Regions from separate parts of the Homo sapiens genome. Here region 1 is linked to region 2. A link is a contact called in ENCODE Hi-C data. All regions are on one chromosome and are shown on one strand. Each heading gives the region's core, a stretch centred on a gene start or an enhancer-like site at or near the end of the contact. The rest is flanking DNA. Distances are from core to core; before and after follow the strand shown. Region 1 overlaps STXBP6 (syntaxin binding protein 6). Region 2 has its middle 40 kb from the start of GZMB.

Evidence for each region. A loop is a pair of places that touch in the nucleus more often than their neighbours do. Pooled maps may share reads with other maps.
Region 1: a loop to region 2 is called in a pooled map, with 2.2 times the contacts of the local background. The contact joins two enhancer-like sites. A Hi-C loop is called at or near these places in 2 of 37 single-sample maps with no recorded cell type and 1 of 50 pooled maps.

What each region holds. Positions count from the first base shown.
Region 1 is chr14:24,957,312-24,961,868 of GRCh38, forward strand. All of the region lies in intron 2 of STXBP6 (syntaxin binding protein 6), which reads right to left. Among named protein-coding and RNA genes, the nearest start is that of STXBP6, 91 kb to the right of the region's middle. Within about 2 kb of position 2,885, at least 2 of the 41 ENCODE cell types and tissues checked have a DNase peak (open chromatin) inside an H3K27ac peak, as active enhancers do.
Region 2 is chr14:24,671,965-24,676,334 of GRCh38, forward strand. No RefSeq gene overlaps it. Among named protein-coding and RNA genes, the nearest start is that of GZMB, 40 kb to the left of the region's middle. RefSeq lists enhancers at 1,077-1,126, 1,366-2,565, 1,457-1,506, 2,827-2,876. Within about 2 kb of position 1,712, at least 9 of the 41 ENCODE cell types and tissues checked have a DNase peak (open chromatin) inside an H3K27ac peak, as active enhancers do.

The sequences.
Region 1 (4,557 bases), core at 1,635-4,134, 290 kb after region 2:
TTGGTTTGCCCTTTAGAAAAAATCGGAAAATTTCCATCTTCAGAATAGAACACTTCAATCAAGCTAGTGGCAAAACTTGTCATCACGATCCTAATGTGTGTCAAGCTCCTGGGACTAGAAACTCTCTTCTGCCCGCTGATAGAACTTTGATTTCCTGTTTGAGGAATGTGCAAAGTCACCAGCTGCCTTCTCGCCTTTTCTAGTTCCATCTCTGGCAGATAACTGACAACTTTTATTCTTCATGCCAGTAGAAGAATGCTTTCAAATGCTAGATGTGAATGATGACGGAACTACCATTTACTAAGCATTTACTATATTCTGGGGCTAAGCCAGGCAGTTTAATATACATTTTCTCCCACAATTTTTTTAAGTCCTCACACTAGCCCTCTAAGATAGGTACTTTTAATCAGCATTTTACATAAATGGAAACTACGCCTTAGAAAGGCCTACTGGCCCTCTAGGTTACACAGATTATACAGCTAGTCAGTAGTAGAAACAGGATTCAAGTCCATGTTTTTACTATTGCCAAAGCTTTTGCTCTTACACAGTTACTTCTGATGAGTTACTTTGATTCTGGAAATAAAAGAAATGCAGAGTATGCACATAGAACCATTACTAGGCCATAGATTTTCCCCAGTTGGTACCTATGTATGACAAAATAAAGCCTCATATCAGGAAAGAGTGATGCAACTTCTTACTGATATGGTATATCTGACTTCCAAGCATACACAAAGAACTCTATCTTTTTAAAACTCATTAGAAATATGGAAAAATGATGCTCTACAAAGTACCTCTCATAAAAACAAAACAAAGTTCTAATTGGATTCAATGCGGTTAGGCTAAAAATAGAATAATCCAACTTATAAATTTAAATATTTCAATACAAATCTCTTTTTAATATTGCCCATACCAAAGTACTTATAATGCTCACTACATTGTATAACACCAAGCACTGTATCCTCAAAAGACTTTATGTACCATCATCCAATTCCTACCTCGAGGCAAAAATTAAACTGGTCACAGGAAAATTTAAACTCATTTCTGCAAAACTCTCCCCCTGCTTGTGACCTATAAGGTATTTCCAGCCCAGACTCAAAGAGCTCATTTTATGGGGAAGAAGATTCCTTTCTTCCACTGACCTCAACTTTACAGAGCTGTATTGTGGCTCAAGATAAAATTAGATTTTGGAAGGAAAAGAGTTTGAAATATTATGTAGAAAAATATTGGCAACAAGATTCCTGGCATATCACAGCCTTAAAGCTAGAGAATTTTATCTGGAAGGCTGGCTACACAGTAATTTTAAAAAAACACCATAAATACACTTTTTGTAACTGAAGAAGACATTTATAATCCTAAGTGCCCTTGGTTAGTAAGTCAATTTAGGAAAATGAGTAATGCAAGGCTCTTTAGTATCAAGTTGCATTTTTTTTTCTGTAATACTCTCCATTAGAATGCAAAAACCAACAGAAGCCAAATTAAATGAAATCAATGTCCATTTAATAGAGTGTCCTCTAAATTCAAGGTAAAGACCATTACTATCTGAAAGGTTCCAAGCAAGAGTCCTTAAATATCAACAAAGAAGAGTCCTTAAGTATCAACAAAGAACAAATGAATGCTTCCAACAGACACATAAGGAAATAAGTGCTCTAGAACAATGATCTAAACAGGAGGTCACAGTGTTTGTCATAATGCGTCTATCAACCCCAGTTATAATTATCCAGGAAGGTGTAAAATGGGTGATAGTCGTTGATCAATAAATGTTCTCAGTGTTACTATTACCACCACCACTACCACTAGTTCTAGCAGAGTTGCCACTTTCTGCAAAAACAAATCTCTTCAAGGGAAGGGGTTTAAGCAACATATCAGTCTTCAAAGGTTTTTGTAAACTGTATTATTTCTTTACTAACATATCAGATCAGTCGCTCTGAGGAACTGTGTTTTTAATAGTCTTGGTAAGGGAAGAGAAAGGGTCATCTTAGAGTGAAGGAACAGTGGCCAAGCATGGTGGTTTGCAAAGACAAGCCCTGGGAAGCAAAGGGCACAAGAGGCGAATGGTAGTTGGACAGGTCACCTGAGTGAGGAGCAACAGCGATGGGGAGAACACAGAGCAATCTCTCCTTCAGACCATTTCAGAAACCTGTCAGAAAATCAGGTCCAATCTCAGAGCTATGTTATTTTAAAAAAACAAAAGTGATATTTTTAACAGTTCCCAATTTCATGGAAAAGGAGTATTGTGACTTAACGTTTATCTTCAGGTAAGATGTGGCACATGTAAATGTTTTTGGAGACACAGTATTTGAATTCTAGTTCAAAAAAATTCCTTCCCAAAAAGGGTTGGCATAGCAGTGCTACAAGGATCTATACAGTCCTTACATATAAAGTATAACAACTGACAAAGGGCAATAATTATGTGCAAAAAGGTGAAGGCACTAGCCCAAATGGAATTGCTCATAAGAGAACCAAGAACTTTGCTGTATCAGCCAAGAATGAGACTCCCTTGGATGAATCCATAAATGTCAGGTCCAGAAAGGAAATGTAGGTTTCCCTTTTTTAAACAGTACAAAAGGCCAAGAAGCTTTAGAACTAAACAAACCAGGCCTGACCTCATAACAGTGTACTAAAAGCAAAGTCACAGATGTTTACATCTAGTCCAAATCAAGCCTAATATTAGAACTGAAACAAATAATTGTCTCAGCCAGATTTCAGGTTCCAAAAGGGGAGCAGACAACCCCTGAAAGGAGAACCATCATTTGCAGCTGCTAAGTGCTAAGCACTGTGACAGGCTTCTTGCATATGTTAGGACACTTAGTCCAGAGAGCAGCTGAATCTGTATCCCATAGAAAGCCATGGAATCTGGGGGCAGATTGAGAGCAAGGAGTGGGGGCTGAGACTGAGTCCAAAGGGCAGTTATATGCTCACTACTGTGAGCAATTACCTCTGAAGCCAGACGTTTGACAACAGTTGATCACAGGTCACTGGCCAGAAGTTACATGTACTGCAGCAAAGGTTTCTACCTCTTAGGACTCTAGCCTGGGGTCTCTAACCATGACTATGCCTCCCTTCAATAAAAAATTTATGACTGTTAACCCCCAATAGATGCATATTTTAAATTACATACATGAACTACTATTCTACTATATTATGGTAATTATAAAGCATATATGAAACATGTAAGTTAGAAAACAATTATATTTTAAATTTTAAATTGAAATTTTAATATTTTATTCTCCTAACCCAATGGATCAGGCAGTGTATCACATTTAGAGACTAGCTTTTTTGGCCTTTCTCTTCCAGAACACTCCCGATGGGCACGTTCTGCTTCATGGGTCCCCAAGTCTAGGAAGAACTGACAGAAGTGGAATAGGTCTGCACATTTGGCCTTTACAGCTGAACCCATATTCAGTTTCTCACAATAATCAAACTTGAGAAGAAAGAGAGCCACTTCTTTGATCATTAGTAGACAGGCTCTTGCCAAGAGTGGTACAAATTGTTCTTGCATACAGATAGGAAAAGGAACGTCAGAGAGACATGTATCTTCAAATTCAGCTTGGCCAATAATCACATCTCTTTCTCATCTAACCCCACTTCAACCAAAGTCAAAAATTAAACTGGAAAGATCTGAACATGTTCTTTTTTCTTCTTTTGCCTGACTGTAGTGATTCTGTGATGTCAGGCAAAGCATCCAATTTCTGCAGGCCCCATTTTTTCGTGTAAACATTGGCATCAGCTTTGAGAATGACTAAGGATTCTTGTGGACATAAAAATCTAAAGTTCTAAAGAAAATTCCTAAGTCAATTTTCCTAATATGGCATTTATATACTATGGTATATTATGCAGCTATAAAACTAACACAGGAACAGAAAACAAAATACCACATGTCACTTTTAAGTGGGAGCTAAATGACAAGAATCATGGAGACAAAGAAGGGAACAACAGACAATGGGGTCTAGTTGAGGCTGGAAGGTGGGAGAAGGGAGAGGAACAGAAAAAATAACTATTGGGTAATAGGCTTAGTACCTAGGTGATAAAACAATCTGTGTAACAAACCCCTGTGGCACAAGTTTACCTATATAACAAACATGCATGAACCTCAAATAAAAGTTAAAAAAATTAATAGGAACAGATTTCAGAACTAAAAACAAAAAAAAAAAAACATAAAAAGAATATTATGCTGCTATAGAAAAGAATGAACATGGATGGAGGCCATTATTCTAAGTGAAGTAACTCAGAAACAGAACATCAAATACAGAATGTTCTCACTTATAAGTGAGAGCTAAACAATGGGTACACATGGACATAGAGATGGAAATGACAGATACCGGGGACTCTAAAAGGCAGCAGGGTGGAAAGGAATGAGGATTTAAAAATTACCTATCCAATACAATGTTCACTATTTGAATGATGGGTTCACTAGAAACCCAAGCTCCAACAGTGTGCAATATATCCATGTAACAAACCTGCACGTGTACCCTGTAAATCTAAGCTAAAAAAAAATAATTTTTTGAAAAGTTAATTTTTCTCACCCTGGTTTCTCTCTGTGTTCAAATGTTGGCTGTG
Region 2 (4,370 bases), core at 462-2,961:
ACTTGCTTTCCTTTAAAACATTAATTTTTATTTTAGCTATCCTAGTAGGTATGAAATGGTATCTCATTGTGGTTCTGATTCCTGTTTCCCTAATGTCTAATGATATTGAACCTCCCTCTCCCTATCTGCTCATGTCTAGTCTTGTGACATTAGGAAGAGGCAAATTTATAGCTCATTTTAGAAACATAACTGAAGTTTGAGGCAATGCATTCTTGGATACCAACCTTAATCCTGGCTTCATTTATATTAGCACCCTTACTTCCCCTTTATTTTTAACTCTTCATTTAAAATTTTTATTTATTATGTGGTACAAAATTTTTGCAAGCTGCCTTTTTTATTTTTTAAAATCTAGAGTATAAGTAAATTTAAAAGTCCCATGTCATTTACCTCTTATCCTTTTTTAAAAAGCAAAACAAAACAACTTTTATTGTTTTCTTTAAACACACATAAACTAAATGTTTATTTTGGAAATTTACAAATTGGACTCAACACGTAAAAAAGTAAAAAGAGTAAAATAAAAATCTTCTATAAACACACCACTAACCATGGTTAGTATTTTGGCATTATTTTTTCAGTCTTTACCTATATACCTATATATCATCTCTCTAGTCACACTACTTTTTAAAAATGAGATTATATTATACATTCTTTTTTCATAACATACTATTTTCATCTAACAATATATCATGATCATTTTACCTCATAATTAACTATGCTGCCATGGTTGTAAATTTTTAAACTTTGATTTGCATTATCACTGGAGTTACCTATTAAAATAAAGATTCCAAGTCTACTCCCAGTGCTTCTGACTCCGTCATTGGGATCCACATCCAGAAATCTGTATTTTTTACAGGCTTCTGAGCGATTCTAATATGGGCCATCTTGGGCTCTTTGAGATTACTTCCACACTACTAATTTCAACTATTGCTGAATTTTTCATTGTGTGGATACAGCACTATTTATTCAACCAGTTACTTATTTGGGGTCATTTAGATTATTGGTATTTTTCATTATTTTATTCATCTGCTGAAAAAATCCTTATTCCTACAACTTTGCTGTCATCCATGACTGAGCATTTGTTGCTTATACCCAAACTGTGTGGTATGTTACAGTGATGGGGCTTGGTGAGTGCTCTTCTCATCATTGAATGGGGATTGAGATGCAGATGCTGGAGAAAGCCTCTCAAAAAGCCACATCAGGCCCTGAAATGTGATTGAGAGGACTTAGGGTTTCACAGGAGAAGTGGAAAGGGGAAGCAGCTCAGTGTGTGAGGAAGTGAGATTCAAATTCCGTGTGCTTGAACCTGGAAGCCAAAAGAGCTTATACACCTGGGGCCCAGCCAGCAGTCGCTTATTTCTCTAGAAACTAAGAGAGGGACTAAAATACTCCCTTTTGTTGAAAATTTCAAAGTGGGGGCATCAGCCTTGGGTCAAAAAGAAGGAATAATGGGAGGAGAGAGAGCAGAATGAGACAGCACAGCTTTCTGTCCCAGCACAGCTCATGAAAGAGAGGCCATGCAAAATGAAAGCATTCTTTGCACTAAAAATTTCTGAGAGACACCAAGGCACAAATAGAGTTGCTTTGGTGTTGAAATGTCAAAAGAGGTGTAGCCACCATTTAGGGATGTGACACATTGAGGTTTGGATGCTTTAAAGAACTTCAAAGAAAACGCAGCATCTTTTTGGGTCTTGATGGCCGGTGCCCTTTCAAAGAACATTAGAGAAGATGATGGCTCAGTGGTGTCACCACAGATAGTGCTGAAGTGCTTTGATGTAGCTTTGCGGGCTGTATCAGTCTCAGCAGGAAGAAGGATGAGTCAATGTCGAAGAAAGGAAAACCTAGTTCCGGGGACTGGCCAAGGACTTGCGTGTGAGAACTTGCGATGCATCTCCTTTGAGGGACTTTCAGGAATTATGTGGAAGGAGGGAAAAGGTGAGGATGTGAGTAGTGTACCTGGAATCCCAAAATTCTACATTAGGAATGGAGACAAAAGGCAGAAAAATTCAGGTCACTCATGGACCAGAGCTACAAGGGAAGTGCCCACCTAAGAAGTTGTAGAGGGCGGTGTGTGCTGGAAAGGATTGCTCATGTCCATGTGGGGTGTGTGATTACAGGAGTGGGTGAGGGAAAGGGTATCCTCTGAATCATTTATCAGAAGCCCCTCAGGGGCGACCAGAACCCCTAGGTTATTTCTTAGCAAACTCAGCCTCTTTTCTCATTTTGAGGTGGGTGAGGAAAACTAATTTTCCTCTCCGCCCCCATTTCTCCTGCTCCCCACCCTAAGCTCACTGAGAGTGAATGTTTGCCCCTGAAATAGAATCAGTTCTAAGAAAACTCCCTCGACATCCTGCTCCATGTCAAAATAAAATATGACTGTGGGTGGGGGAATGGAAAGAGGGGTGGTCGGGGGCTGAGGTCATTGCTGAGGATGGGCTGTCCTTGTGCAAAAGGAGCTTATGGAGTGGCCCCATGGAAGAAGCAGGTACATGCTGTAAGTAAAGCACAAAATCTCTAGGTGTCTGGGTTGGTCCCAGCAAAAGCCTAAGAGTGCCCAGAACCGGATGTAGCAGCTTCCTGTTTGCTATTTCACACAACTCTGCAAAGAGCAACAAGGTTTTTCAGCCATATCCAGATTACACTTGTCTACTTGAATTTATTAATTAATCTGGGGAGAATTACCATTTTTAAAACTTTGTGTGTTCCCATCTGTAACATTCAGCAATATTTTTGATTCAAGTGAGAGAAACCTGACATAGCAGTGCAAACAGTAACGGTTTCTGTTTCTTATATGACAACCAGTCTGGAGATGAGCAGTCCAGGGCTGCTGAAGTGACTGTGTAATGTTTCTCATCAGTGTCTTGGACTTCTGTATGTATATGTTGATATTCCCCCTTATGCTTATTGCTTCCTTGCCACAAGATGGTTGCAGCTACTCCAGGCATCAAGTCAGATTTGTATCAGGAACAAGGAAGAAGAAAGAGGGTTGATGCCTCACCCAAAAAGCAAAAGAAAAAATAAAATAACAATAAAATAGAAATGATCTCAGACTTTTGTTTACCTTTTATTGGTCAGAACTTTGTAAAATATTATGCCTATCTGAAAGAAAATTTAGCAAAAATATATTTTATACTCCTCTCTCCCTAAATTTTGAATTTTGTTCACAAAAAAGGTGATGCCAAGGTTTCGTATAGATAACTTGTAGCTCTGCTACACCATCCATCAATATTTTATATCTTTTCAATTTATTAAGTCTTCTTTTATGTTCCTTATAAGCTTTTATTATTTTAATCTGTACATATCTTACATCTCTGTTGGATTTGTTTCTAGACATCCTGTACTTTTATTACTGTTACCTTTAAAAATACATATTTTCATTGGTTGTTGTATAGGAATTGGTTTTTGTATATTGAGCTCATTGAGTATAATTAGTTGTACTAGTTTGTAGATTCTCTTGGGTCATCTATGTAGAGAAGATAGACAGGCATATCATCTATAAACATTACTACTTTATTTTATTTCCCAATCCTTACATTTATTCCCTTTTCTTATCTTATTGATAGGTTGGGACCTCAAATACAAGCCCATTTAGAAGGAAGGCTAGAAAGGTAAAAGTTTCTAAGATTATACCATTTAGATATTTGCTATTTTTTTATTATTTGTTTTTGTAGTTCATGCAAGAGGGGTGGTTTGTATTAGGGTAGTGGCGGTAGAGAAAAATAGAAGTGACTATGTTTGTTGAGGTATTTAGGAAATGGAACCACAGGGACTTGGTGATTGATGCATTTGTGGGGTAAGGAAAAGAATGAAGCCAGTTAAAAAAACATTGTATTTTGACATAATTTCAGGATTACAGAAAAGTTGCAAGAATAAGACAAATAATTTCTGGACACCCCTCACCAAGATTCAAAATGTCAACATTTTCTACATTTCTCACTCTTTCTCTCTCTTTCTTCTTCTTATTATTATACTTTAAGTTTGGGGATACATGTGCAGAACGTGCAGGTTTGTTACATAGGTATACACGTGCCATTGTGGTTTGCCGCACCCATCAACTCGTCATCGACTTTAGGTATTTCTCCTAATGCTATCCCTCCCCTAGCCCCCCACCCCCCAGCAGGCCCTGGTGTATGATGTTCTCCTCCCTGTGTCCATGTGTTCTCATTGTTCAACTCCCATTTATGAGTGGGAACATGCAGTGTTTAGTTTTCTGTTCCTGTGTTAGATTGCTGAGAATGATGGTTTCCAGCTTCATCCATGTCCCTGCAAAGGAAATGAACTCATTCTTTTTTATGGCTGCATAGTATTCTATGGTGTATATGTGCCACATTTTCTTTATCCAGCATTTATGTGGCCAACAAACATATGAAAAA